Linked DNA regions of Homo sapiens: region 1 is linked to region 2. Evidence: chromatin loops called from intact Hi-C (ENCODE). Cell type or tissue: PC-3. All regions are shown on one strand. Links, peaks and the distances in the headings refer to the core of each region. The heading gives the core; the rest is flanking DNA.

The links. Hi-C counts contacts between places; a loop is a spot of excess contacts. Peaks named below come from ENCODE experiments on the same cell type or tissue, not always from the same donor. Only the 100,000 strongest peaks of a DNase experiment are listed, where the experiment ranks them.
Region 1: a loop joins it to region 2, with 29 times the contacts of the local background. A loop is called at or near these places in 16 of 110 quality-filtered maps.

The regions. Positions count from the first base shown.
Region 1 is chr4:170,846,801-170,862,760 of GRCh38, forward strand. No RefSeq gene overlaps it. Among named protein-coding and RNA genes, the nearest start is that of LINC02382, 110 kb to the left of the region's middle. In PC-3, for the core only: a CTCF peak has its summit at 6,834; no DNase peak of the experiment used is centred there; H3K4me3 peaks cover 607 bases.
Region 2 is chr4:170,583,746-170,599,705 of GRCh38, forward strand. No RefSeq gene overlaps it. Among named protein-coding and RNA genes, the nearest start is that of LINC02382, 150 kb to the right of the region's middle. In PC-3, for the core only: no CTCF peak of the experiment used is centred there; a DNase peak (open chromatin) is centred at 6,076.

The DNA of each region.
Region 1 (15,960 bases), core at 2,583-10,582, 260 kb after region 2:
GCTCTAACAGTCAAGTCAAATCTAACAGAAAATGAAAATGTTAATTATTTATATTTATAGTTAGTTCACCTTGAGTGTTTAAAATAGGCTCTTGGATACTTTTTTCTACCTTAGAGAATGCGCATTGATTTCAATAGAGGGTTTTTGTGTTTTTCTTTTGTAATATAGGACAATCTTTTTTCCAGTGTCTTTTCTTTTCAGAATATCTATGAGTGTTCTTGTTAAGAAGGGTTAAAATGTGGGCCACATAGTATAGCTGTTCAAGCTGCAGGGTTTTATGTTTATTTTAGGTCCTGACTTTTTTATTTGTTATTGTTCTAAAGCCCTTTCAAAATGTTTTTCAAGTCATTGTATTTCAGGCAAAGGGGATATTTCTTAATCTAATTTATATGTCTGAATTAATTTCAGATTTAACTTCATTGACAAATAGAGATAAAAGGGCTGCCGCTATATTGCCACCTTATTTAACTTCTAAATCTTGTGGGAAAGTAGTTTTTAGTCTATCCCCAAAATCTACTACAGTTTCATGTTTCTGAGTCAATATTATTAAATTATGGTGCTGTCAATTTTTATTAGAGATGATTTAGGTGTAGTTTTTAGGAAAATTTGCCCTACCCTTCGGGTCTTTTTGACCCTTAAGTTTATTGTGGGGAAAAAAGTATCTTTTAGGTTACCTTCTGGGACAGTCCAATCAGATTTTGCCCTCCAGCATTTAGCAGCCCAGTTTCTGGCCAATGTGTGTGCAAGTTGGTTTTGTAGTGACTGGGCTGTTAAGCTAGCTCAGACAAGAAGCCGACAGGATCTATGCCTTTGTTCCATGGTGTGCTTCTCCTTATGACAAACAACATTTTTACTCAGCACGATGCAAAATGGAAGCACACAGAGAACAAAAGGGATGAGAAGAAATGACCTGATTCCATTACAGATACCTAACAAATGAAAACCAATAAAAAATCCAGAAACCAATTGAGAATAAGTAGCTGAGAAACTCAATGCAAAGAGAACAGAGTTCAGACCTGTGGCTGACTTTCCTCTTTGGCATGGACTCACCAAGCCAGGAGCAGCAAGGCTCAAGGGTCCTCCCTGGGCACTATGCCTCTGGTTGAAGGCTGGGGTCTACAGTAATGAGAAGTGCAAACCTTGTCTTGGTGCAGCTTCAGAAAGAAACTGCAAAAACAAGCAAAGACTATTGATATAAAAACAAATAAAGCTTATTTAGAGTTTGTTATAGCAAGGGAGTTGGCCAGCATTACAAGACTTATTGGCAGGCAGGAGAGTGGGAAAACCTTATAGCAAGAAAAAAGTAAGTCATAAGATACGTTTGGTAGGAATGGTAAAGCTGAAATGGAATAATTAGAAAACGGGTATCTTATGTGATTGGTTTGGGGAGTGTATTTGGCTTTCTATTGTTGTTTCTACTTGTAAGTGGGGACAAAAAGCAGAGAGGGTGAAAGTGATACCAGGTCTTATCTGTTTGGGAAATAAACCTACAATTGCCAACCTAATAATTAAGATTTAAAAATGTATGGTCACTATACATGACTCATTTGCTCTTCACATTTGGCCAACAGGCACACTAAATGGGGGTTTAAAAAGAATCAACATCCATTTACCTTTTGCATCTTTAATGGTGAAACTTTTTCTCTGCAATTCCTCCAGAAACTAGATATTGCTTTAGCTTGATTGCCTTGCTGGAATAAGAGTAGTTCCAGATGCTTCCACCTCGCCCTTTGTACCTGATTTTTATAATTTCACATCCTTTGTTCTCAATCGAATCAGAAAACCCATTTATATTACAGGATCTCTTTCTATCCTCTTAAGCCCATGGACAATAGCTACCACAAAAAATTGTTCAATGATTCTGATATTCTCCCTTACCATTACGTTTCAAAAAAAAATCTAAGATAGTATTTCCAAATCTTCAGAGTATAGTCAGTAGATGGATGAGCATATTTAAGCCAATAGGCACATTTTAATATTTCCATCTCCCATAATCTTCATGTCTTCCCCTGTAAAATACCCAGGAAGGTCTCCTAATTTAACCCTGTTTATTATATGAATTATTGAGTCAAAGATTTAACCGGCCAGATGACTAGATTATAATGCCACTCCTAGAAAATTGAGCACAACATGATATATGTTTATCCTGGGTGAATGCACCTTTGCCAATATATATTTATGAGGTTTGAGCCTTAAGTTTTACTCCAACACATACTCCCCAGTATATAGCTGAATATCAATTGATATCATCTTATAACTCCTTAAATATGTAGGCTATCTCCTTTTTAAGAAGACCTGTGTTACTGTGTCTGGGCTCTATTAGTACTAACATTTAATTATGGGCCTGAATAAAATGAGATGTTGTTGGGGATGGAACCTGAGGAGAAATGGAATCAGCTTGTAAGGTTAGTGCCCCAAAATATCATCACCAAAAGCTTTTATGTTGATGATGGATGAATCTTTCAGACCACATTGGGAGTGACAGGGCTGCATCTACCAGTAATAGAATTTGAGGGGAATTTGGAGGATCAGATTTTATACATTATTTATGTCTACTTATCCCATATCTATGGATATCACTTCTTTCTCACCAATACTCTTACCTTGGCATAAGTGGCATCCTTGAATTAAATATTTCATAGGATTCCTCTTGTCCAGCTAATCATGCTTTAGGAATGGTTTCAAGCCCTAACTTCCCTGTGATTACGAAAATTTCATTATGTCTTTGGGCTCTCAACCCATATTCTTGTATATTTATAGGTAGTAAGTTTTCTTTTCCCCTATAGATTATCTCTAAAGCTATAGTAAGAAGCACAATGACTACACGTTCTTCACTTCCACTGTTGTGGCCACTGCAACTGTGTCATAGCAATACACCTTGTGCTAAGATTTGTGATAACTTCAGAAAACATGATGCCACCTGATCTTATGCATTAGCCAGATCCCCTTAGCAAACAGGTCATTCTCATGTTTCTCCAATACATAAGCAACAAAATTCAATGATCTTATTTTGATAATCTGTTTTCTGTGGCCACTTTAATATCAACTAACGTATCAGTAAGGGTCCCAGTAGGAACAGATGGTGCTCTCAAATTAAGGTAATTACATTTATTAAAGGAACTTTAACAAATATATAGGAAGGATTTAGGTAAAACACAAACTAAAGTCTAACATGCCAGGACTTGTAAAGCAGAGATACTTAGTATCCCTTGCCTGAAAGAATGAGGGAGAGGAAAGAGTCTTGAAAAGTGGAAGGAGCGAGATATATGGAGATAGCTTGGAGAGCAGTGACTTTCAGTCAGGAGACACAGTCAATAAGAGGCAATGGCACAGAGAGATGGTTGAGAGAATTAAAATAATGACATCATTCTCCTCATTGTCTGTGGTTTCCTGTTATCAAATAGAAACTAAAAGAAAGAATGAAAGTTCACTACCTGGCTCACAGAATGGATTGGAAGAAGGTGGATATAAATTTGAAAGGGCAATTGGAAGGCAATCTAAACACAGAGTTTATAAAATACATTTTAGGTAGACTTATAAATTCTAAATGACATTTTAAAATAAACCAACAATATTCACTCACATGGCCACGTCTAGCTTCAAAGAAAACTAATGATTATATGTTCTTTTATCTAAGTAGTAATTTGACTCCTTAAATATCTAAAAACTCCCTCTTTCTCTTCATCTTACTCTTTCTTTCCCTTCCCTTGAAATGCAAGGATTTGTGGTAATGTCACGCTAGGGCAGAGAATATGGTCAAGATAGAGAGGAAGCCTACATCAGACCAGAAAAAGTGGTTAGGGGCTGAGGAGGGAGAGAGGACATGCAGGGCTGAAGTGATCAGAATTGAGAGGGCAGCTGAGGCTTACGAGGCCAGCAGGCCTAATGGGGCCAAAGTGGAGGGATTTGGGTTGAGGAGATAGGAGGTGTTTGGAGCCAGTGGGCATGGTGTTGAGGAGGTTGTCAGGACTGTGGAGGTAGCTTGTGTGATCAGGAGTTTGATTACATAAGGGAGTATGAGCACTTAAGTACATATAGTGAGAGTAATGGGATGAAAGTTTCTCATCACCAGGGAATGAGGTAAAAATATGAGATGGAAAACAGCTAGAATGAACCCTCTTGAGTTCAGTTGGAATTAGACGTATTTGTATAAATACATGGTTTGGGATATCTATACAGATATATTAATGGATCAATAGATACAGGTAGAGGCACATATATACACAAAGAGATATATGGCAAATGAATAAAAAATAAATTAAGAAAAAGCTTTTCATTGCAGTAGGATGCCAACTCATAAATTTAGAATGAATGAGGAAATTAGAAAATCACCATTTAGTAGCCATCATAGGAATAATCAGCTCATGAGAATCATCAAGGGATGCCAATACTAGTGGGCAGAATTATCTCCCCCAAGTTACGTATTAATTACAAAGGAGGTTGCAATAAATTTATAATGGAGAAACCTGTGAGAAACTACCTTTACTACATGATTAAAGCTAATAACAGCCATGAGGAAAATAGAAATTATGTGCCCCTTGATGCCATCCAATGAGAAAACCAAAGCATTGTGTCTGTGATATCATAGCCAAAAATATACAACCTGAATCCAATGATAAGAAAACATCAGAAAAACCGAATTTGAGTGCATTCTGTGAAAGAGCTAATCTGTGTTTTTATAAGTCAGTATTAAATAAAGGAAAAATAGGAACTATTTCATATTAAAGGGTATTAAACAGGAACAGCACCATATGTAGTAAGTGAATCTAAATCAGATCCTGGACCAGAAGGAAAAAATACGTTTTAAAGGCATTGCTGACTTGTTTAAGAGTAATGGGATATCATCCCCCATATAGACAAAATTTAAAAATCATTAAGAGCCATATATATACACATATGTACACACAGGTACTTATACCTACATGCATATATAAGTGGAGGGAGGAGGAAAGTGGGAGATAAAGAGAGAATGTGGTAAAATACTAGCACTGGGGAAATTTGAATTAATGCCGTTGGGAGGGAGCTGGAACTCCTCTTTGGGGCCTGTGGAACCCCGTATCCCCAGATTTTTTTTAAAAAAATTGAGTTCCTTCAAGGGAAATTCCAGGCACCTCGCTAGCCTTAAAAAGTCAATGAGCAACTTGCTAAGCAAGAAGGTGATAATAACTTAAAACCGTAGCCAGGGAAGTTAGCCACAAGAATGTTTAGTTCCCCTGAAGAAACTAAAGATTACATCTTGACATTATATGGAAGTTCTGTGCTCCATTCTTGAAAAGTTTTTGTAAGTCATGTCAAAATGAATGATTGGAAGAAAGAAGACATTTACTTGTTGAGAAGTGAGAGGCAAGTAGCAATCTCTGTAACCCTTACATCTCAATGATAGATGCCTATCAGTTCCTGGGCTTCCTTAATGTGTTCATTTTTTTCTGTTTTTCTTTCCTAGCTACAATGTCATATTGTGTCTTAGTATGACTTTAAATAACTTTTAGAGAATTAAGGAAAAATGATGACAGCAGAAAGATTTAAATCCCTCTGGACTATCACACAAAACCAGGCCAAAGAACAAATGGGAAAACCAAAAACTCAAGCAACCACCATATATTGCATCATCTGTAACAATTATGAAATAAACCACCTCTTACCTTTCAGAGTGCTAATGGGGGTCCTTTGCTGAAGGCAATGGAAACTCTGATTTCAACAGGAAGACTTCATGAGTATAGGGAAGCTTAGGGAATAGCCTGCAGAGACAGAGAACCAGCAAGGAGACATATGAAAGAACATGATCCACCATCTTAAGAATCCATTCTGCTGAAAAATCATTGCTGCTTAGTCTCAGTGGTGCTAGAAAACAGATACTAAGAACTCAATCACAGTGGTCTTAGAAAAACCAAATACTTCTATCATTATGCTTCTAGAAGCTTCTGATTTCCATCTCCCAGTCACTGCCTCAGATTGCTCGTGTATTTATCTAAGCCTTACTTTGGTGTTCCCATTTTGTAAAACGTAATCTCACATAGTGCACCACCTGCAAGGGAGCAAAGAAAGTGTATATTTGCTTTCTCAATTCAATAGTACAGGAAAGAAAGCTAGAAATGGTTTGAATGAGTGTGAAGCAAGGGTATCTATAATATCTGTCATAATTTGATCTAAATAAAAAATGGAGTCTGAGCATGGTGCCTCATGTCTGAAACCTCAACACTTTTGGAGGCTGAGGAGGGGGGATTGCTTGAGTTCAAGACCAGCTTAGGAATCATAGGGAGACCTCGTATCTACTAAAATAAAGTAACATAAAATAAAAAAATAAATCTAAAGGGATCAAAGACTTCCTTTTTGAAACTGACATTATCGTAGTCTCTCTTCTGTTTGGATAATACAAATATAAATGAACATGAAGTCGTATAGTTTTATTGAGGAAAGGAAACACAAAGATTACCAATCCAAACTGTATAATTTTTTAACAACATACAGAAACAGAAACCCAAACAAGATCAATAATATTTCAGTGCTACCCACTTACACGTGGCAAGCTAGCTAGAATAAGCCTTACTAAGAATCTTACTAAGATTTCCTATCTGAATGCCACAAAAGACTGAATCTAAACTTGTAAGATGATATTTTTACCTTCATGTCAAAAATGGAGGAATCTTTTTCTTTTTCTCTGAGTTTTCACACTTAACATTGTGTATTTAAATAATTAAGTAGCATGAAAAATTCTGTTTCTATCAATCACTGTGAAAGTTGTCATGGTACAGTGAATTTTAGAAATATGTGAATAGTCTTCCTTGAGATTGCTCCCGGCACGGGTACGCCCCCTGCCGACTGGGAGAGTGCACCACTTCCACAGGCAACATTTTATTTTCTGCTGCTTCTCCCTAGGCTTATCATGAATAGCTCTTGGAGTCTGAGACTTTCAAAGTCAGCCCTGTAAGATCTACGCTAGTGCCAGGAAGTAGTGTTCTAGGAGCCAGTGCCATCACAGAAGACAAGATATGATCACTTTGCTTAATTTATCTCTTATTGTCTGTGGCAATTAATGATTTCTCAAAATATATTTTTCTTTCTTTTTGTTTTGTTAGTATTTTGGCAGAGATAAGAAAATATACGTCCTTTCAAACTGCCAATTATATTTTATCTTTCCACTTGGTTGTCTGATCCTGTAGCAACGAGGTCATAACCCATTTTAAAATTAAACGTTGGATCTTGACCTGAATTTTACTACTAGAAGAAACTTTAAATTTATCACTTTTTGTTCCATGGCTTTTTGTTGATTTCTTTTTTGAGTGAGTTGCCACAAAGCAGGTGTAACAGCAAGTGGTCAGTCCACTCAGCATATAGGTTTAGTCATAGTCAAAGAAGATGAGAAGCATTGTATTAGATTTTGACATTAAATATTCCCAGAAGGACAGTTCACATTTTCCTGTCTGAAGAGGTATTACTTATGAGTGCTTCAATTTTTATTGTAATCCTTGATGCAGCTCAAATCAACAGAAGGATAGCTTTAGGAATGAAAGATGGAGTTTGCACTAGCATTGTCTGATATTCACTCAACCTCAGATTGACAGTAATAGATTGTTACTAGGGTGTGCAGAGTTCACTGCAAAGAATTATATGTCTTTTCTGTCCTTGGCTGTGAAGTTAGGCTACGTCCACAGAATTTAACTTTTTATTAGTTTTCAGAACATCACTTTAAAACTATGTTAAACTATAATACAAGATCTGGAATATTATCCTTGCCTTTTATTAAATTTTCCAGTTTACAAGGTAAATAAGAAATCATTGAAATTAAATTCAAATAGTTAAAGGTTTTCTAATTTTGGTAAAGAAAAAAATTGTAACAGCTCACTGCATTGTGCTACAAAGAGTAGAACAAGGGCAAACTGAATACAGTTCCCTAATCGCAATTCTGTACATTTAACAATCAAATGTATTAATTTGCTTTAGTATACTTATTCTTTATGCACAGCTGCAAGCATATATTTTTATGGATTCAATAAATGAAAAAGAATACAAGCAGTATTGTAATGAAAAATATTTATTTATATAGTGTTATTTAAATGATAAAACATCAAGTTATTGCATTTAAAGTATTGAAATTCTAGTCCTTGGCAGGTTGTTTAGCTATATATTATTTAGATTTTTATTTGTTTATTTGTAATATAAAAGTGGTTAACCTAGATTGATATTTATTGTGTTTTTGTTTTTGAAATTATAAATATTGTCATTTTACATATGTGAATTACAGTAAAATATATTAAATTATGAATATAATCAATTTCATCCACTGCCTTGAACTCCCTAGAGAATAAACTGAACAATATTATAAAGCGTTTTTGCATAAATTCTAAAGAGTTCCAAATTATAAATCACTTTTATTCCCAAAAGTATCATTTTAATGCAATTTATTAAATAATAACAGAATCTAAGTTGAGTAATAATGTCCCCTACTCATTTATGTCACATTTTAATTTTAAAAAGCTGGCAAACTATATTATCATTAGTGTACAAGTCTCTAGGTCATGGACTATGGCAAATTCATAAATATGTTTGTAATTCTGTTTTAGCTTTTTAAAGATTGATTAGAATGCCACACAACAACATCTAAGTGTCGTTAATATTTTCAAAAAGTATATATTAAAGAATTATTTACCAAGCCTCCTGTATGTGTATATATGTATGTACATATACACTTACATACGTATATATGTGTGTAATAAAAATATAGTGATATTTATTAATATTTGAGAATGTTGACTTCCAAACCACTAAATAAAACTAGCAAAGTATAATTTTTCTCAGTATTATTGAGTATCACCAAATGGCATTTTGGGAATTTTTATGGGTTTCTAAAAATATCTCATTCTATGTTACCTGTAAAATTTTACTTTTGAGTTCACTATAGTTTGAGTGTTATTAGAAAGTAGAGGAAGTGTCCTCACCGTGCACTTTACATTGAAATGGATTGGGGAAAATATGAAACCTGAAAAAAAAATGGACTTCCATGTGATAAAAAGAAACTCTTGATTTGCATCACATATCAACAGCACCTATTGTTTGGAAAGCAAAAGTGCACATTCCAAAATGTCAAGAAGCAGAACAAGTCAAGGATGGAAAACATAGGAAAAAGGCAGAGGGTTACTAGCTTCAGAGAACTAGGTTAAATGTGATGGAAGAGCAAATGCTAGTAACACTGTCGAAAAGAGCAAAGCACAGAAGTTTTAGATGATAGTGTCAAAAATGTGACCTTAGCAATTTCAAAAAGAGATAATATAAAAGGGTATTCCTAGAAATGCCTCAAGTGGCCTCAGCCTGCAAGGCAGGAGAAGGACCATCACTACCGCCTACACAATGAAGTTCCACGAGACAAAGAAATTAAAAGAGAAATGGCAGGACTGGACAGTGCACAGAAATCCTAAAGGAAACAGAAGTAACTTATGGAAGCAATATTTACGACTCACCACTAAACCCGTAGCGTCTCTTCCAAAAACAATGCCAGACGCGGTGGCTCATGCCTGCAATCCTAGCACTTTGGGAAGCCGAAGTGGGCGGATTCTGTGAGCTCAGGAGTTTGAGACCAGCCTGGGCAACACGGTGAAACGCCGTCTCTACTAAAATACAAAAAATTAGCCAGATGTGGCGACGTGCGCCTGTGGTCCCAGCTACTCGGGAGGCTGAGGCAGTAGAATCGCTTAAACCCGGGAGACAGAGGTTGCAGTGAGCCGAGATCGTGCCATTGCACTCCACCGTGGGCGACAGAGCGACACTCCGTCTCCAAAAAAAAATTAAAAATAAAAATAAATAAATAAAAATATTCTTTACCATAAGACCAGACAGTAAATCACTGGTGATGTTACAATAGAGGCCATTATTGTGGAGTGCAAAAGTAAATAACGAGAACAGTTTCTATTCATCTTTAGCTGGAGTTGCTCACCTTCCTGAGAAGGCTGATTTTTTTCAGGTCAGACAAATTGAGGAAACAGTTCTACAACTTAAAGAAAAAAGTGTTATAGTTTTTTTTTTTACATCAAAAAATTGTCTCTGTTATATTCAGAATTTTGGAAGTGTTGGAAATTTTAGAGGTCCCTCTAGTAGAGCTTTTCTCAAGAGACACACCACCCTGGGGATCACACTTTTATAATTTTCCCCTCTAATTATGGTGGTGTTTCTCCTATATCCCCCACTACTTGCAAATGTCTCTTTGTATTAACGGTGACTTAGTTCACCTGCTGTCTCTCCCTTAGCTAGGGGTCCGTGGAAGATTAGACAGGAAAAAAAAATTAATTATTCAAGATTTTCTTAAATAATTTGTGTAAGAAAACATAAGAATAAAGATCTATCACTTCAATTAAACAATTTCTTCCCTAATATTCCTGAGAAATATTTATAAAATTTTTCTTGGAAATACTAGCAAGGAGGTATTTGCTGTTTTCTCAAAGCAGTGGCTACCATCTTGGGGCAGTTCTAATGGCTAGAAATTGCCTTCTTTTAACTTCTTCTGGTCTTCAATCTTTTGTTAATGATCTTCTGGAGACATTAAAAGGCATTGAATATACTGGTGTGAACAAATCAAACATAGTTCTTGCCTTCATAGAGCTTACAATTTAGAGGAAGAGGAAGGCATTAAACAAAACACTCAGAAAAATAACTAACCCAGATGTCAACTGGGGCTTCACGTTCCTTGAGAAGGACTGGGCTCGAATCTTATTCCACTCTCCAAGGGTGATGTCCAGAATCTCCCCCTAGATTGCGGCACATTGCGGATGCCTTTGTGGCATTTTGTCCCTAGAATTGAGCTCCTACTTTCTCTCCTACTGCTCTGCAGTAAATGATGCAGATGGGACAGATAACGCTTTTCCTTAATTCTCACTTACAGAAAAATAAAACTCACAAAGCACCTCTCTATTTGAGAAAGATTCTAAAGAAGAATTTTAAGAAAGGCAAAGGGTAATTTTGCAGTGCACCTTGGAAAATTTCTTCAAATGAAGCATTATTTACAGAATTGTCTTACGACTTTTTAACTTGACTGAAATTTCAGAGAGAACGGGGCAGAGCTGGACGGTACCAAAGCGTCTCTTGCTCAGCAGCCTCTGTTATGTATGTGTGTGCATAATGTCTGCACGAGGGGGTGTGTGGAGGTGTTTGTTAGTTATCACTAAAATGTAATTGAAAATAATGTACACACAAAAGAAGATGTATTTTATGTATACATTTGAATTATAATAATAAAATGTCAAAATTACATTTTAAAATGATAGTGGTACAGGTTTCTCCTGGTATTTTTCTCAATATTGTCTTTATACATTTTGTGGTAGGCTACTAGCAGCATTCAAGTTTAGAGTTTTTGTTTTTGCTTTTGTGTTCTGAAACTTTTATAAACAGCATGGCCAATCTATGAGAACCTTTATCTAAAATTTTGTTTGGGGTTATTTGGTTGATGCAGGTAATATGAGCAATCACTCCTAGCTCAAGTGACTGTTAATTTACATCTGGCAATTTCCATGAGGGACGTTTCTGTTTCGTCATGTTATTCTTCATGAGGGTCAACAGCCAAGCCATCCTCTGTCTAATTGAGATGGTTGTTCATGTTTTTGCTTTGCCTGTTTCAGCCACTAAAGTTCTCCTTTGAGGGGTCTTGAATTCAGGCAGGGATTTTTGCCCAGTCTCACATTCGGCTGAGGCCTATGCAATTGATCAGAAGGTCTTTAACACACAACCTCTTGAATGCCAGATAACGGCAGATACTCCTAGAGAGAATACATCTTCCTTCTAATTTACCTTTGTGATTTTTGTTTTCTTGCCTTATGTAACCTCTGCATAACTCCTGTGGTCTTGCTACTATCTTGGCCATGTTTAAAAATAATTTTTAAAAAACTGTATTAATAATTAATATATATTAATGTGTTGTGTGTTGGGTCACTCTCACCATATAGCTCACCATTTTTCAAGAAATGAAAGAAAGTCCACATGTATCCTTTTGTCTACTGTCGTTGGTCTTTCTCACTGACCCTTCACACATCCGGTCTTAGGCTTCCATCATCATTGAGTCTTCTTCCTCCCTTGGTTGCCGAAGTAAATTCCTTTCCTTGATCCGTGAAGAGTCGTGTGTGAGTCTTCTTTCAAGATGAGTTCCAGCCAGGCCCTTAGGATCACCTGGCTTAGGTCTTTCCCTACACCTTACCAAACCAAACCAAACTAAGCCAAACCACTCTCTAAGCTAATGCTAGAGCCACCAGTTAAAATAAAATTTAACTTCTCATACCCATATAAGACTCATAATTACAAATAATTATACATTCTGTGAGGAAAATCATAGATTTTCATGGCAGAAAATAACGGGTGAATTATTTGGTTTGGTGGATCGTGGAAAACCTCTTTGAACCAATACTTTATTTTGATTATTCTGGAAAACCTGGAATTTATGTAATTCCTCATCTGCATATTTGAAATTCAAGTATCCAAAGTCAGCTTATAGTTTTGTTCTTTCCTCTCCTTGGAATTGTTCAACTTTTCTTGAACAATTCTGCAAAGAATTTCCTAACCAGATAGTTCACAATCCTAGTCACCTGAGCTGGAAATACACTAATATTTATCTGTTTATGTAACATATTCAGATCAAGCAGAAACTCTTGAATTTGGTTATTACAGAAAGCAGTAGAATTATACTACTATTTTCCTTGATCTGTAAACTCTGTTTTCATGAATACAGCCCCAAGATTTCTTTTACTTTTAAGCTGATCTGCAAAGAGTTTTTAGTCAATTATTCATAAGGTTTATAGCAATTTATTTTATAAAACTAAATTCTATAAATTATCATTAATATCAATAATTATGTTTGATTACATATATTACATGAATTATTCATCTCAGATTTGTGATGTCTGAAAATTAAACATATTTTGATATTTATAAGAACTGCTAATAGACTGATATAAGCCTGAAAAGTAAGACACTTTGTATAATGTTCTATAGCTAAACATGATCAACTTTTTCTCCTTTTTTTCACGAGTCATCGTAATTACTTGGATACAAAGATAAAATATTTTAAAATGAATATCCTTTGTATGGCCATTTAGCTAAATAGAATCTATAGTACTTATGTTCTACTTATTTTCTAGCTAGTATTCTTTTGTTAGATACAGTAATTTGTAAACATTTCTGTTAAAATGCATGGATATTATATACAGTGGACTGAGGGCTTGTGTTTCCTCAAAATTCATATGTTGAAATCCCAACCCCTCAAAGTGATAGTATTAGGAGATGAGGACTTTAGAAGGTAGTTAGGTCACGAGGGTAGAGCCCTCATACATAGAATTAGTGCCCTTATGAATTAGATCCCAGACAGCAATCTAGTAGTCTTTTCTACCACATGAGTACATGTCAAGTTGGCAGTCTGCAACCAGGAAGGGTGCCCTCACCAGAACCCAATCATGCTGGCACCCTGATTTCAGACTTTTGGCCTCCAGAACTACAAAAAATAAATTTCTGTTTTTATAAGCCATCCAGTCTGTGGTATGTTGTTATAGCAGCCAGAATGAACTAAGAAATTTTATCTATCTGGTTTCCAAAACCTCAGTATATTACATCGATCCAAAAAAATATGTGTGATTGGCTTGCCATGTCTTGATTTATGCATATATCCTTCTAAGGATCATTTTTAATTACTAATATTTTGTAATCATTAAAAATTAGTGTGCTCACCAGCAAATAGGTTATACAAAGAGTGCTGGAAATATTCCTTCAAAAACCACTATTTCAGATTTATGTTATGTTCAATAGCTGTCTTTTAAAAAAAACAATTATTTTTTAGAAGTGTAGCAAAAAAAAAAAAAAAGAAATAAAAAAATGTGGTCAGATTCACTAAACAGTGAATTTAGGATTTTATGAGATTATTTATTCTGTTTAGTCTATCATTTTTTGAATAACAGTTTCTACAAAAATAGAGATAAAATAATAAACTTTGAAAATCACTGTTAATGTGACTGATGATTTGACTTTAGTTAAAATGTTACCTTTACTATAATAGATTAATATCGAATCACCATAATAAAAATAAAAACTTTACAAGCAAAGGTACTTGCTGACATTAATAGAATGAGCTTTCATTTATATTGTGAGTTTATTCTCTTAGGGTGATGTTTGAAAGAGAGTCCAAGGAAATATTTAAAATTTCCCCCCTTTTTTAAATTTAAGAATGCCTTTCTTTTAAATATGTAACTGATCAGAAGTGGTTTTTTAGGTGAATATTATCTTAGTTTATGATAAAATAATAAATCTTAGGATTTTCAAATGAATACAAATTTATCTATATTTCGTACATGAATTCACAACATTAACATATCATTTTATCATGTACATATTAACAATGCAATTTTCCCTTTACATTACTTTATTTCTGGAAAAGTTGAAATAATTGCCAGAAATACAGAAAATTTAGTCGTGTTCTTTTTGTCTGTTGGCCAATATATCACTTAGTTGTCGGGTAGTTTATGAAATGGTAATGAACATTTTACTTTATTCTAGTTTACCAGTAAACTGCACCATAAATTCAACTTCCATCCACACAATTCATCATTCACATGGCGTAATGTGGGTTTACAGGTGACAAAAAATAATTAGGCTAGAAAAGAGTAACTATGTTTTACAGGCTTACAGTTTTTACTGAAACCCATTTGCTGCAACTGTGATGAAAGAAATACAGACTTTGAGACCCTGAACTACTCTATGAATATAAGCAATGGTGTATTATAACAAAAAATATGAAATTAGTGTGTTTATATAAATTATTTAAGTCCCATAAAATAAATTATTTTATACTATTGTAATCAGAGCAGTAAAAGTTGGCAAGTGATATAAACTTAGCTTAAGTTATGATACCACTGAAATATTAATTCTTATTTGATACGTTTTACACAGGACCAAGCCAATATATCATAAATGATAAAGCGTACATATAATCTAAAGTAATTAATAATTTCAAACATTTCATTCCTACTCTAATGACAACAATGATAACAATGATAATGATTTGGATGTAATGGCATCATTGCATAGATAAGTGTACCAGAACTTTTTCATAAGTATGTAATTCCACAGTGATTGATTGAATTTTATTAATCACAGCACAATATTTTCATTGAAATTTTGGCTTTTGGTCATAAATTTCAAAAAAAATTAAATTTTGGTTAGACACTCTGCTATGACTATGCTGAAATTAAACATTTGAAAAAGTAATAAAGCAAATAAAATTAGCAGATATAAATAAAATGAACTGCCTTGTTTTCTATGATTTCCATTGTTGGAAGATATAATAAGATATTAGCTGATTATTTTACACTGAAATCATGCAGACAGGTCATTCCTTTCTATGTGCCAATAAGAGTAGCTTGAAAATATATTTTTTTAGTTGCCTGAAGAAAAGCAGACTAGAGAAAGAAGTATAAAAGAACCAAATATTTTACCTGGTAGAGTAGATATTCAACAAGTTACCCATGCACATTCCAAATACATCGAAATTAGATATGGAGAACTGAAACTATAATTTATAGATGCCATTCAAATGCACTACATCTTATAACTATAGCATTATTCCAAAGCACATTTTCTTCATGTGTAGCTGAACTATATTTCCTATGCTTGGAAAATTGACAAAATTTGTAGAAAATAAAAATATCATGAAACATTGGAATAAATGCAAATTTTTCCATAGAATAAAATAATACCTAATTAATGACAGATGTTTTTATTGCGGAAGAAAGTATGCAGACAAATGGTTACTGTTGAAATAATTTGCTTAGACTTCCATGTAATTCTGCAGTACTCTAAGATAATTTAAATTTAACTTAGAATGTAAATTTTGGAATGGATAAGATATTCATTTATAATTCAATAAATACTTGAGCACCAGTTTCAGGCAATGTTGAAAGTACTTTTTTAAAAAAAATAATTTCCATAGGTTTTTGAAGA
Region 2 (15,960 bases), core at 2,847-10,846:
GGTTGCAAACAAGCTATATTGGCCGAGGTTCTGGGCTTTATCCACAGTATGGAATAATGGAGGGGCAGAGAAAATTCTTATGTTAATCAAAATTGCTTCAAATTCTCACAAATTATGATGTTTTATTATAACAGCTTCTGTATTAAATACACTCTCATTATATGAATGTTTTACTAAAATTAAGCTGACGATATAAACACAATATAAATAAATAGAACTTGTGATTTTTCAATAACTTATCTTCCTGAATACATTCCTAACTCATCTTTTTTCAGGGTAAGGTGATTCCAAACTGGAATTTCCCAAAGGACATGCATAACGTGTGTTAAATGAGTTTTCTTATGTTTTCACCCAGCAATGGATAATCGTTTAAATTACTTTGTCTATATCATCATGAGCCAATGTTTTTAAGAGCCTTGGTTCTTTCAGAACTTTAAGTTATTGACATAAAGTTATTGACATATTAATACCACATTTTTTTTTGCAATGATAGTCACACTTCTTATTACCCTCATGACTAAGACTGCTATTTTCTAATTGAGAATAACCTTGAAGGGTAGATCATCAGTTGTGTTTAATTTGCTTTTGTATATACAATTTTTGTATTCATCCTCAGAAGTACCCAGAATTGTTATTTAAATTTTAGCTTCCTGAGTACTGAGCAAATGGTGTCCATTCTGGGGCATGTGTATCAAAGAATTTAATTACAATTTTTAAATTACAGTTTTTAATTCAGCTGATCACATTGGTTTAATATGTGAGAGATAAGCTTCAAAATTTAAACTGTGATACCCTATAGTCTACAGACTATATGGTTTTTGGCAAAATGTATCCTTTATGTACTGGTGGGACTCTGTTTGGAGCAACGCGTAGCATTTTATTAGTTTAAAGGCTCTGAAGGGGCATTGTGAATAACACTACTTCCTCATTTAACTTACTCAATATATTTCGATGAAGTACACCAGTGGGACAAAATGTTGAAGAAACACAAACTTTTAAAGTTGCCAGTGATTTAATTTAACACAAGTTTCTTTGGTATTTGCATACACAGATTGTATTATTTATAATTAACTTCCCTAGTCATGTATTTTCAGCTTTCCAAATCCCTCAGTAAGTATCCTTCTGCCTTGTTGAAAAGTTCAGTTACATATGACAGCACCAATCTGGCATTTAAATGTGACACTCATTTTAATGTGACACTCATTCTTCAAATAATACACACAAAGTGACATACAAGAAGACCATCTACTTTGTGTCCCCTGTCACCTCTGCCTGTGGCTCCCATAGATTAGCGACTCGAGGGCTGAACTTGCCACTCTATCACAGTGAGAACACGTTCTTTTTTCCAATTAATTTTCATGTAAAAAATGAGATAAATGATCTCTTTTTAAATGTTTTTTTTTATTGTTGCTGTTCCTAGAAGACAATTTACTGTTTGTTTTGATTATATTCAATGAACCTGTATGGGATTGAAATTTGCTCCAAAAGCTACTTTGAAAACAAAAGAAAAAAAGGAGATTTCAATACCTCAACACAGAGTAGATTTTAGTGGATACTGTCTCAGTGTATTGCGACTCTCCATTCCATCATAAAGCTATTAATTTGCTCTGTTAAAAAAAACTGTTAAAACACAAAATATAGCCAGTTTCTCTTTCTCCTTAATTACATGCCTACACATAGTTCCAACATCATGTCGAATCAAGCTGGAAATTTTCAGTTTCTTTTTTTTACTATATTGATGAGAACATATGGTCACTATTTTTATCTCCTGTCTTATTTCAGTGCATTTCTGTTATTACTGCTCTTCATTTCAGCAACCACTGTAGATTCTAAGAGTCACCTATGTCAATACATTTTATATTTCCAAACATATTGTTCCCAAGTCGTTTGAGAAGATATGAAAATATGCTTCTTTAGCTTGTTCCATGATAAGATATCTTCCTGTTGTCAACTACTAAGACAGAAATCCAGGCCAAATTGAAAATTTGTCTGACAAGAGGTAAATGTATTAACCACATTCTCTTAAAACTTGTTTGATGCAGAGGAATGATTTTGAAGTACTCCAACTATTTCAATGACTATTAGTAAATATTAGAAAAGAAAATGTGAGTAATTCAAGTAATCTGGCTGAAACTTTGTTCCAAACTGGAATTTGAGCAAATTACAGTCTCAAAGGATAAGTAGTGTTAATTTTTCATGTTTACCCTGGAAGTTCCCAATTAAATAAATAGACCATTACAATAAAGACAATAGAAGAGTCTTAATTAAACATAAAGGACAATTGACCCTTATAGGTTACATATGACAATATTTTAGTAATCAATGTCCCAGTTTGTCTGGGACTTTTCCAATTTTAGCAGTGATAGTCACAATTCTGAGAAACTACTCAGACCTAAGCAGATTGGAATGCTTGGTAGTTCTGTAATGAGGTCATTAAATTTAATTAAAGCTATCTAGTCTATTATATTTGAAAAGATGCAATTATGTTTTAAGATAAGTAAGAATATTAAATGCATATTAATTTAAAAATATTGACTGCACAGTCAATCAAGTTTACTTCAAATCATCTCTTTTAAGAAGTAATTTTGGCCAGGCACGGTGGCTCACACCTGTAATCCGAGCACTTTGGGAGGCCAAAGTGGGCGGATCATGAGGTCAGCAGATCGAGACCATCCTGGCCAACATGGTGAAACCCTGTCTCTACTAAAATACAAAAAAAAAAGTTAGCTGGGCATGGTGGCGGGTGCCTGTAGTCCTAGCTACTCAGGAGGCTGAGGCAGGGGAATCACTTGAACCCAGGAGGTGGAGGTTGCAGTGAGCTGAGATCGCGCCACTGCACTCCAGCCTGGTGAGAGAGTGAGACTCTATCTCAAAAATAAAAAACAAAAACAAAAAGTAATTTTGTTAATGAAAAACTTTGCTTTGGGTATTAAACAAATAAATCTGAAGTTGTAACTAAAATAGATTTGAAAACACTTATGTAGTAAAATAACAAACATTAATTGATTCGACTGTGTTCTAAACCCTTTGTTAGGCTCTAAAATAGTAAAGTAAATAAAAATGTAATTCTTTTTCTCTAGGAGATTATAGCTCCAAGTTTCTATGGAAACAATTTTCAATGTTAATATTCAGAGTACATAATTAATTTTATACTTACTTATGTGTACATAATGTCCATAACTAGTTATAGTCAGCAAAGATTGATGGTTTTCTTTTTGTTAGAAATATAGTGAAACTATATATTTTCATCGTCTACATTTTAGACAAAATAAGCTTATTCTTTTGGAAGCAAGAGTTATTTGGGCCAATTGAATATCATCGTACCAATTAAATACCAATTTTCAGAAAGTAATACATAATTGTATGCTTGTGTGCCTGAATCAGAAACATCCCCTTAAAGTAAAAAAGTAAAAAAAATACAAGGAATATGCAAATATCTGAGAAATAGCCTAAGGAATTAGCAGGTGCACCTGTAAGATGGTTATTTTCCTAGTCTTTTTATAAGATATTTGATATTTGGATGGCACTTTGTCTTGCAATAATGCTAAAAACCTTTGTTTGATTTCTAGATCAACCAAAGAAACCAATTTCACACATAACACAGACAAAAATTATACATTGGCAGTCAAGAGAACATATTTTGTAATTCTAGTGGTAAAGAAGGACGCATTAATGAAAACGTGTTTAGGGTTTCTCTACTTGCAATCAGTGTGATATTTTGACAATGTAGATTTGATCATGTCACTTCTCTACACATACACGTCACACATATACATACTCTCACACATGTTCACAGTTGAAACTCATTATTGGATTCTCATTGCTTTAAAGATTAAGACCAAAATCTTCCCCATATCCTAAATGCTCCTGAATAGTGTGCCATGAGCTTTATCCCATGAGATTCTCGATAGCATCTTCTAACTTCAGCCACATTGGCTTTCTTCCTCCATGTTACACATTCTTTTCACTCTTTCTAGAAAGTTCAGAGCCCTCTCTTTCCTGGATTATAGTTAGTTATCCCTCAGGTCTGAATTTAAGCTTTGCTTACCTGAGCCCCAAATGCAGGTCAGATTTATTTGCTTATATTGTTTCCTAGAACCCTGCTTCATGACATTATAGCATGTGCCTCAGATTGTTTTTGTGCATTCATTAGTAAGAGTATTTGATTAATATCTCTTTTCTGCACTGGTCAGTATGCTCCATGAGGTCAGGGGCCATGTCTAGTTTTGTTCACCACTGTATACCCCTAGCCTAGCACAGTGCCTTCATTATTTGATAAATAAATATTTAAATTAAAGATTTGTTTTATATACTGGCATTTGAGACAAAGTGTATTAATTATTAAAGGATGGCAAAGAAGATGAAAATAACTTTAAAAAGAACAACAGGAGAGTGTTAGGGTTTTAAAAGTTAATATAATTTGCTTCTTGTTACATATGATTTTGCTTCAAAACTCATGACTTTCCTTTTTATTGCTACAGGTAGGTACCCACCACCCCACTAAAATTTGTGAGTCATAATTGAGATGATTATTTTTCTCAAAAATGTCTAATGAGAGGGAGGTGAGAAACATTTTCAAGTAATTGGATAATAATCAGAAGTGGGAGGAGTCGATTTAGCAGGATGTGTATTTGTATCTCATAAGAATTTGGGTAAAGCAATATTTGCTAATCTGAGAGTGGTTGGAGATCAAAGAAAGTTGCATGGAGGTGGAGGTGAGAAGAGTGACATAAAGTCAGGTGATTCCCTGAGTCAGTTAACACACAACTTCATAATACTCCCCTGAGCTGGAAGGAGCAAATTGTGAGTTAGGATGGGAAGCAGTGAATAGGTTGCCCCTCATTTGTACAGATCTTAGGGAAATCAACTAGGATTAAAGGTTGTTTTGATAATCAGGTGTGTGTGTGTGTGTGTATGTCTATATATATACATGTATATAATAAATCTGCATGTTTTATAAGTTGATTAAATTAACAATGATTGACCAAATGAATTGCTATGTGTTTTTTCATAAAAACATGACACCATGTTTCATGGAAATCCTTAGCACATAAACTGCACTAACACTAAATTTAAAAATTAATACATTTCTGTATTAAAATTGATTAAGTAACTTAGAATTCAGTATGCCTACTTGAACTCCACATAGTGTAGTTTGACTTAATACACAAATAAATGAATAAAATAGAAAGATACTTAAGTGACGGCCCTGTTCCCCAAGATAAATGGATGTCGATGATACTTGTAATGATCATCACAGATGGAAATTAATAGCTTCCCATAGAATATCATTTCAGCGTTAAATTATGGTGTAATCAAAAATTATTTTGGGCTTATCTAAACTCTCTTGGGGGCATTTTAAGCTCCTATAACTTTATTGGTCATTGGTAAGGATGAAATATAATTGTTATGTGCTCTGATTATGGTTAATTCTATGTATATTTGGAAGAGGCTTTTGCAATCTTTGGTTTCATATTTTACAGTCCAGGTAAGCTTATGTGTCCAATTTATATTCATGAAATAGCTTCCCTTCTCTTGAATACTTTTGTCACCTTTTTTACAACTCCATTAAGTGTCCACAGAGCCCTTTTAAAATGTGAAAGAAACATAATGCTCATCAGCTTAGACTGGCCTTAAGATTATAATAATTAAAGCTAGGTAATGAGTATGTGCTTCCTCATTTTACTACTTTTATTTTTGTATATGTATGAAATTTTCCATGGTAAATGTTTGAAAATTTATCAGCGGAGCCTATTAGGTAAAGGCCAAGCGTGAATGCATGTACATGTGTGAGGTGGTCGTGGGAGCGGGTGAGTAGCTGGTTCTTCAGGTTTTGGATTCAGAGTTAGTGACTGCTTCTTGGAACTCCCATAACTCTGTGCTTCATTGATTCTGGATGGTGTTAGTGAAAGTGAATTTTGCCCAACTAAGTTTTGCTCCAGAAGAACGTGTTGCTTAAAATCTCCTGGTCTCATTATTTTTTATCTGTAACTATTTATTTGATTCCAGTAAGTACCTGAAGAGGGCAGCTTATCACCTAACAATTTTTCTAGGCATTTGCTAGTCATATGCCTAGTAATACTACCTGCATACACTATGTCATCCACCAGGGCACAACATTAGTCAACCCTCTTTTGCACACTCTTTCTCTAGCCAAGATTGTACAGACATGCTCCACATGATATTTTGATCAACAATGGGTCACTTAGATGCCAATGGTTCCATAAGATTATAAGGAAACTGACAAATTCCTATTGCTTAGTGACACTAGCCATTGTAATGTTGTCGCTGAATTACTTTTTTAAAAAATAAATGTAGTATAGTTTTAGTGTACAGTATTTGTAAAGTCTATAGTAGTGTACAGTAATGTCCTAGGCCTGCACGTTCATTTATCCCTCACTCACAGGCTCACCCAGAGCAACTTCCAGTCCTGCAAGCTCCATTCATGGTAAGTGTACTATATAGGTATATCATTTAAAAAATCTTTTATAGCATATTTTTATTGTTTCTGTTCTGTTTAGATATGTTTAGATACACAAATACTTGCTATTGTATTACAGTTGTCTACATTAGGAGTAATAGGTTGTACTGTATAGCCTAGGCATGTAGCATGGTGTACTATCTAGGCTTGTGTTATGTACACTCTATGATGTTTGCACAGTGGCAAAATCACCTAACAAAGCATTTCCCAGAGCATGTCCTCATCATAATATGATGCATAAACTGTAGTTTAATGGAGAAAACATTCACTAGGAGTCAGGAAAGCTGGGTTTTTAAGATTTTGTTGGCCAGGCACTGTGGCTCACACCTGTAATCCCAACACTTTGGGAGGCCAAGGCAGGTGGATCACGAGGTCAGGAGCTCAAGACCAGCCTGACCAAGATGGTGAAGCCCCGTCTCTATTAAAAATACAAACAAAATTAGCCGGGCATAGGTGGCGGACACCTGTAATCTTCAGGAGGCTGAGGCAGAGAATTGCTCAAACCCAGGAGGCGGAGGTTGCAGTGAGTCGAGATCACGCCACTGTACTCCAACCTGGGAGACAGAGTGAGACTCTATCTCAAAAATATATATATATAAATAAATAAAAATAAATAAAAAAAATAAAATTATTTGTTAGCCCCAGATGATTGAGAAAAATTCACATACCCATGTTTCTTGGCTCACTAAAAATTCATGAGGCCTAAACTCATATCTACAGGTCACACCTCTTGTTTATTTCTTATTAACCCTTTCCCATCCCTAGACGTTCTCACGCTTCAGACCTCCTTTTATTTGGGCTGTCACCAATACAGACATTCTTCTTTAATGAGAACACCAGGTCCTGGATTGCAAATTCTTTCAATTGTCATTGTCTTCCTCTTTATGAATCAATGTCTTCAGTGTGTCTGCATCATTCTCCTTTCCCTTTTTCCCCACTTATTTGTGACTTTGCTCACATTTTCTCTGCCTGAATTTCTCTACCACAATTTGGTTACTTGGCAGAATCCTGGTTTTTACTTTAGTCACAAGCAGAGGTCAGTGGTTACAAAACATTTTCATCTGTTCCTGCGGATGGAATCAATGACTCGGCCATCTCTGTTCCCACAGCACTAGCTTCAGAGCTCTATCGGAGTGGAGTTTTGTAAAGTGATTGTCTTCATTTGCTTCATTGATTAGGCTGCTCCTCCTGCTAAATGATGGGTTCCTTGAGGGAAGCACATCTTTTCTAATTTGTATCCCTAATTCCAGTGCACAGAACGTGGGCCATTGTAATAGGCACTTAGTAAATTTTAACCAGAATTGAAATATTTTTCACCTCTGCCTGAGGAAAAACTAAAAACATAGTGCCTCTTATCCAAAATAATAATAACAATAATCTGTGTTCTTGATTCCATTTCTTTCCACATTTTAAAACACATTGCTTTCCTAGATTATCTTTTATTTTGTTTGCATTTTCTCTTTTCCACTGGCTTTTGTTTTCTTGTTCAAGAAATCCTCACATCCTGCCATTCAGGGGCTTCTCACTTCCCAAACCTGAAACCTCTGGTCCCAGTTGTGCGTTGGCTCACTGATGTTTTTTCTCTCCCTTCTGCCATTCTCCATAGGTTCTCATAATGCTTCCTGACAAATGCCTGAGTGCTGGGCCAGCAGAGGCATGTCTGGGAAGAGGAAAGGAGGGGGAAACAGGCAATTTCCACCATTCACTCCTCCAAACACCTCCCAGATTTCTGAGATTCTCTTTCTCAATTTTTTCAAGCACGGTGTTTTTGTCTTTTTCTGAATGCTCTTCTCCTTATTATAAAAAGAGTTTTTTTCAGAAAATAAAAAAATCCCAAACACTTTGTCTTCAGCTGTCCTCTCTCTTTAATTTTTTTACACCAAAAAAAGTTTTGCTGATATTACCTGCTCTGAAGATGTTTTTGAGTCCATTTGGATCATTCCAAAATCTAGCTTTCTAACCACTGTCTATTTTGTATGTCCTCTATCTGCTTTTCCAACCTCTTATTATATAAATGGATCTCCACTTGAATGAATAAACTACATTGTCAATACATCAGACTTAAGGCCAAGAATTAAACAAGTCATCTTTTCTCCCCAAACTGTTTTTTTCCTGCTATTGGTGTTATCTACTTCTGTTAAAGACTCTACCTTTTCTTTTGACTCTTTCTACTCTCTTAATCCTAAATTCAGTATGTTGCTAAATGTAATCAACTCTACTGTGTCTTTATCTTTTGTTTCTAGCCTCTTCTTTCCATGGTGGTTGTCAAATGCTAAAGTATGCCCTATGTTACCGCAAAATAAAATCATCTACCCAGTTCTAGTTTCTCCGTGATACAAAACATTCCTCATAGCTTTTACAGATCATTCTTCCCAAACCACATTTTATAGAAAGCAATTCTCCTGAGAAAGAGCCAGCAGTGTCCCCTCAACTTGCTGAATTAAGTTTAAACTCCTCTAGCTGGTGTTCATGGCCAGCCACAGGACAATCTGAGTCTCTTTACAGATTCTTATCGAGTTTTTGCCATTTCTGTACTCAATGCACTAATCTCATTGGAAAGCTCTGTAGACCCTGAAATTGCCCTAAAAGTTCTCCTCCTATCTTTGCTGCTTTTAATTCTTCTACCTGGAAAGATAACCATTTCTTTCAGCCCAGCATAGGGAAAGCCAATCCAGTATTCAAAGCTCATCTACAAGCTTATTTTTTTTTGAAAATCCTTTGCTATTTTGCATCTAAGCAGAAGCGATCTCTTTTCTGATCCATCAAAACATCTTGTTTGCTCCTTTTTTTGTGACAATCTATGTCATGTTTTCTATTGTTTACTGATACTTGTGTTTCATCCTCTCCTATTATTATAAACTACTTAGAAGCAGAACTTATGCCTTACTTATGTTTTATTTCTTGCACATAGTAAATGTTCAGTGAACATCATTGGATTGACGTAAAGTAGCTGTAGGACAAGGGCTTAACCTCTGAGATGCACTTTCCTCATCTGTAAAACCAGGAGGTCTCACTCTAAAGTCTCTTTTAGCTGTTTAATCACTCCAAGGGTTTTTTGGAATTCTGGACTGTAGGTTAGAAGGGAGAATTTTCACAGACATTATAAACTTTTTAACGAATTTCTCCTCCTGAAGTTATTACTTTAAGAGCGGTTGAAAATGGAGAGGGCTAGTGCTTAATGACATGACACTTGATCGACACTTCTTACCCAGTTTTTGGGTATGAAGACTTCTGGAACATTCTTGGAATAATAAGATTATAAAGTCCTAGAGCTATTGGAGCTGAACTTTGTATCTGTTTTTTAATTGCTGAAATGGTTAATAACAATATAGCAATATTTATTGAGTATTTACTACATTGCCAGACAGTGTGTGGTAAATTATTCACAATTATCTTATTATTTCTTACAACAAAGCGTACAGTAGGTACTATTATCCTCGTTTCATAAAGAAATTTCAGAAGAGAGTTTAGTATTTTATAAGCATCTAGTAAATTCTGTGACTACGTTCCTTATATGTAGTTTGATCTTATTCTCATAAAGCTTGCTGAACATTGTTTTTATTGCTTGCCTTTTCCTTACTGTTTTTTAACTTAATCTTACTAATTTTAAAATTTTTACTTATATTTCATATGAAAAAATAATGCAAATTTATTTACTTTGAAAGCCTGTAAATTTTGACAAGTGAAAATTTGGACCTTAATTAACCTGAAGTCATATATTGCTCTACAAAAGCATTCAAATGTCAATATGTGATCCGTGGCCCACTGGTAGGTCTTGGTGAGGTGGAAAATATCTCGAACTGACTGGAACTTATCAAGTCTTTCAGCTTCTGTCAAACAATGGCAGGAGGCCACTGATGCTTTTGCACCAACCACTTCTAGGCAAATTTCAGTTATCTATCCATCTGGCAAACTCATTGAACTTCTCCTAGGATGGGAACAAAATAACATTTTCCTAAGTGTCCAAGTCATGCTGTTGCTAATGGCATGTAGGTGACTAAAACTAGGGAGATAGCTCTCAGAGTTGTGTTCTTCAGATCAAAAGCAAGCACATATCATATTCTATATTTAATACCTATTGTATGCCAAACTTTAATCTAGGTACTAGGGATACAATAATGAAGAAAACTCTGCTTTCAGAGAGCATATTATTTTTCCTTTCTTTCTTCTTTTTGGGACAGAGCCTCACTCTATTGCCAGGTTGGAGAGCAGTGGTGATCTTGGCTCACTGCAGCCTTGACCTCCAGGGTTCAAGCAATCCTCCCACCTCAGCCTCCCTAGTACCTGGGACTACAGGCATGCACCACCACACCTGGCTATTTTTGTATTTTTTGTAGAGATGAGGTTTCACCATGTTGCCCTAGGTTAAAACTTCTCAGATGAAGTAATCCACCTACCTCAGCCTCCCAAATTGCTGAGATTACAAGTGTGGGCCACCATGCCTGGCTGTAACCTCTTATCAGGAAGAGGCAAACAACAGCCAAGTCAAGATTAATTTCAGATAGTGATAATGCTCTAAAGAGAATAGAAGAGCTTGATATCATCAGGGAAGATGCTCAGCAATTATGTAACAGGACAGCCATACCTGTTTGTATAGCCTGTGTCCCTTCTGATTGATGCTTCTGCTTTACAGATTATTAAACGGTTTTTAATACCCCTTCTGCATGTGACAGTGAGTGACCAGGGGTGTGGTCATATCGATTGAGAAGACAGATCTCACTGAGGAGAGACTTTTAATTGACATCTGGCTAACAAGAAGGAAGTGACTGAGGGAAACAGGACAGCTGCCTCTATTCATGTGAAGATAGTGGGACAAGTTCATGAAAGGTCTCTTTGGAAAGCAAAAGCTAGGCCTTTCTGGGCAAGAGAAAGAAGATCCGACTGGAACATCTTGTGTAGAAGACAGTGGAAGGAGCTAAAATCAGGTAAGTATTAAAAGTGTACATTATGGAAGAACAATTACCTGTGCTTGTGGTCAATATTTTGCTGAAGTAGTAAGGAATGTTCTGATGTGAATCTATTGTTAATGTATCAGCAGTCGGCATATGGGGAAGTATGCAAAAATGTTTTAAAAAACATTGTTCTAGTCCTCTTATGAATAAGTTGGTGTTTTTTTTTTAAAATCTATGATTGGACAAAGATGTTTGGGATCAATAACAAGTAGCAATCATTCTATTTGTCACAAGTAGTATTTTGATGTGCAAATAAAAAGGATGCATGTAAATATCACACAAATACTGTTTTCATAAGTCAATAGTTGGCAATATGCCCAATCTTGATTTAATGTTCAATAAATAGAAAACATTGTGAATGTGGGTATTCATGACGATTAAATATCTGACTTTTCAGATTGCTATGCAAAGATATGTTAGAATTGAAGATAAGACTCAATTTTTTCCCTCAGAACTACAGTAGTTGTCAAGGGGAAATTACTTCTGGGAGCTTTACAAATGAGGGCTAAGATTGATTTTTAATTAAAGATTCACAGCACCAATAAAAGATTAAGGTCTATTGGTCTCATTTCAGGCACTTTTGCTCTGTAACATATCTCAGAAATACTTTCAATAAGATTAAGGTTTATTGCTCTGATTTTGGTCACTTTTGCTTTAAGACACATCTTAGAGATACATTTAATAACTCGATGTGATGGTTAATACTGAGTGTAAACTTGATTGACTTGAAGGATGCAAAATATTGATCCTGGGTGTGTCTGCGAGGGTGTTGCCAAAGGAGATTAACATTTGAGTGAGTGGACTGGGAATGGCAGACCCACCCTTAATCTGGGTGGGCACCATCTAATCAGCTACCAGTGCAGCTAGAATATAAAGCAGGCAGAAAAATGTGAAAAGATTAGACTGGCCTAGCCTCCCAGCTTACATCTTTCTCCCATGCTGGATGTTTCCTGCCCTTGAACATCAGACTCTTAAGTTCTTCAGTTTTGGGACTCAGACTGGCTTTCCTTGCTTCTCAGCTTGCAGAGAGCCGGTTGTGAGACCTTGTGATCATGTGAGTTAATACTTAATAAATTTCCCTTTATATTCTTATACCTATCCCTATCCTATTATTTCTGTCCCTCTAGAGAAACCTGACTAATATACTTGAATAGTCTACACACATTATTTTAGTGATAACATGATGTTAATATTGATGACAAGACAAGAAGATTTCTTAAGAAGTCTAAATTAGTTCATACAGCTCGATTTCCAAGAATGTGATTTTTTTCAGCTTTCAAATTTCTTCTTTGCTTGTCAGATAAATAAATGAATGATATAATCTTTGATAGATTATAAAAGCCATATTTAAATGCTGTAATAAACATGAAGAAATACACACAAAAAAACAACAAGAAATATACTTCCTACCATGTTCCTACATCACCATACCATTGCTTTTAAATGTGCTTTTAAATGTGCTGCACTAATCAGTTGAGCATCTTTTAGCACACAGGACATTGTATTCAATATGAAATCTCCCAATTATTTCTAGGTCTATGTTTAATCCAAATATCAAGAACTGTAAGGCAGAGGCATGAAACATTAAAACTGTTTGCTAGTTAAGAACTTCTCATTTGGTAGTAATAAAGAAGGCTACAGTAACCAAAACAGCATGGTACTGGTACCAAAAGAGAGATATAGACCAATGGAACAGAACAGAGCCCTCAGAAATAATGCCACATATCTACAACTGACTGATCTTTGACAAACCTGACAAAAACAAGAAATGGGGAAAGGATTCCCTATTTAATAAATGGTGCTGGGAAAACTGGCTAGCCATATGTAGAAAGCTGAAACTGGATCCCTTCCTTACACCTTATACAAAAATTAATTCAAGATGGATTAAAGACTTACATGTTAGACCTAAAACCATAAAAACCCTAGAAGAAAACCTAGGCAATACCATTCAGGACATAGGCATGGGCAAGGACTTCATGTCTAAAACACCAAAAGCAATGGCAACAAAAGCCAAAATTGACAAATGGGATCTAATTCAACTAAAGAGCTTCTGCACAGCAAAAGAAACTACCATCAGAGTGAACAGGCAGCCTACAGAATGGGAGAAAATTTTTGCAATCTACTCATCTGACAAAGGGCTAATATCCAGAATCTACAATGAACTCCAACAAATTTACAAGAAAAAAACAAACAACCCTATCAACAAGTGGGCGAAGGATATGAACAGACACTTCTCAAAAGAAGACATTTATGCAGCCAAGAGACACATGAAAAAATGCTCATCATCACTGGCCATCAGAGAAATGCAAATCAAAACCACAATGAGATACCATCTCACACCAGTTAGAACGGCGATCATTAAAAAGTCAGGAAACAACAGGTGCTGGAGAGGATGTGAAGAAATAGGAACACTTTTACACTGTTGGTGGGACTGTAAACTAGTTCAACCATTGTGGAAGTCAGTGTGACGATTCCTCAGGGATCTAGAACTAGAAATACCATTTGACCCAGCCATCCAATTACTGGGTATATACCCAAAGGATTATAAATCATGCTGCTATAAAGACACATGCACACGTATGTTTATTGCGGCACTATTCACAATATCGAAGACTTGGAACCAACCCAAATGTCCAACAACGATAGACTGGATTAAGAAAATGTGGCACATATACACACCATGGAATACTATGCAGCCATACAAAATGATGAGTTCATGTCCTTTGTAGGGACATGGATGAAGCTGGAAACCATCATTCTCAGCAAACTATCGCAAGGACAAAAAACCAAACACTGCAGGTTCTCACTCATACGTGGGAACTGAACAAGAGAACACTTGGACACAGGAAGGGGAACATCACACACCAGGGCCTGTTGTGGGGTGGGGGGAGGGGAGAGGGATAACATTAGGAGATATATCTAATGTAAATGACTATTTAATGGGTGCAGCACATCAACATGGCACATGTATACATATGTAACAAACCTGCACGTTGTGTACATGTACCCTAAAACTTAAAGTATAATAAAAAAAAAGAGTAAATGAAGTAGTCAGCTGGATATGGGACCTGTCCATAACTCACAATATTTATCATCAGTCCTCTGATAAATAAGTTAATGAAAATTTTCAAACTCTCTCACTGATATAAAATTTTATTATTTAAAAACTTGTGGTAATACTGTTTCTCAATTTATTTAAAATGGGTATCCCATTTATGCAGTAAAGACACATTAATTTGTCCACAAATCAGAAACTCTGCCCTATAAAATACGATGTTTTTGCTGCAAATGAGATTTTTCTGAGTGCACAGAGAAGACTGACTTAAAGTTTAGAAATGATAGTTAATTGGAAAAGAGTTTATTAACTTAAAAATAATGAGTTAAGAGTCCATTAATTTTTAAGTCTTTTCTATAATTAGATTTAGATTTATGGTGAAGCAATTATTATTGCATCAAATCGATGGTTTGAGCCTTACTATTGTCAACTGAATGAATGTTTTTAAAAGTAAACTTTTTTATCTTTTTTAATATTAATTGAGTTTTCACGTGTACTCTGCAGGTTGATGCTGCCATACAAAAGCACTGCTTTCTGCATATAGACACTATTACATGAAGATTAGAAGTTAATATTTGAATACTTCCAAAAATATAAAATGCAGTTAAAGAAAAAAAATGATCAACACTCCAAGGAAGCAATCAGTGAAATCTGTCATGTAAGGCATTCTATAGGGCAAATGACCTTGTTTTTTCAATAAATCAATGATATTAAATGAATAAATAAATAAATAGATAGATAAAGAAGGCTGCTAAAAAACAAAGAAGACTTAAAAGAATTCATGATCAAATGCAATGTGTAGACCTTATTTAGATCCTGGTTCAAAGAAAACAACTATAATAATGATTGTTGACAGAATCAAGAACAGTTGGGCATATAATGACGATATTAAAAAATTAGTACTACTTTTATTTGGTATGAAAATAGTAGCATGATGGTTATGTTAAAAATTTGCTTTTATTTTCTAAAGTAGAATGTAGATGTATTCACAGGTAAAATGACAAGATATATGGGCTTTATTTTAAAATCTCCAGGAAAAGAATTAGAGGAGAGTGAGTAAGCCTAGACATGAAAAATATTGATAGATGTTGCACCTGAGTGAGTGGTACATGAGCTTTTGTTATATTATTATCTTAATAGGCTTGGGCTAGTATAACAAAATTCCATAGATTAGGTGGCTTATACGCAACAGACATTATCGTTCACAATTATGAAGTCTGGGAACTCCAAGATCAAGCCCTTCACCTTGTTTCTTTTGTACACATTATTTTTTTTTTGAGATTCACTCACATATTTATCTGTAATTCAATCATTTTTATAGTTATATAACGTAAATTTTGTTGCTATAGACATTCTTGTGCATGTGACTTGGAACATACAGGCCCAATTTTCTGAAGGTTTTATACCCTATAATACAATAGCTACATTATTGAATATGCTGTTCTTTAACGTAGACGCTTAGTTCACTTTTA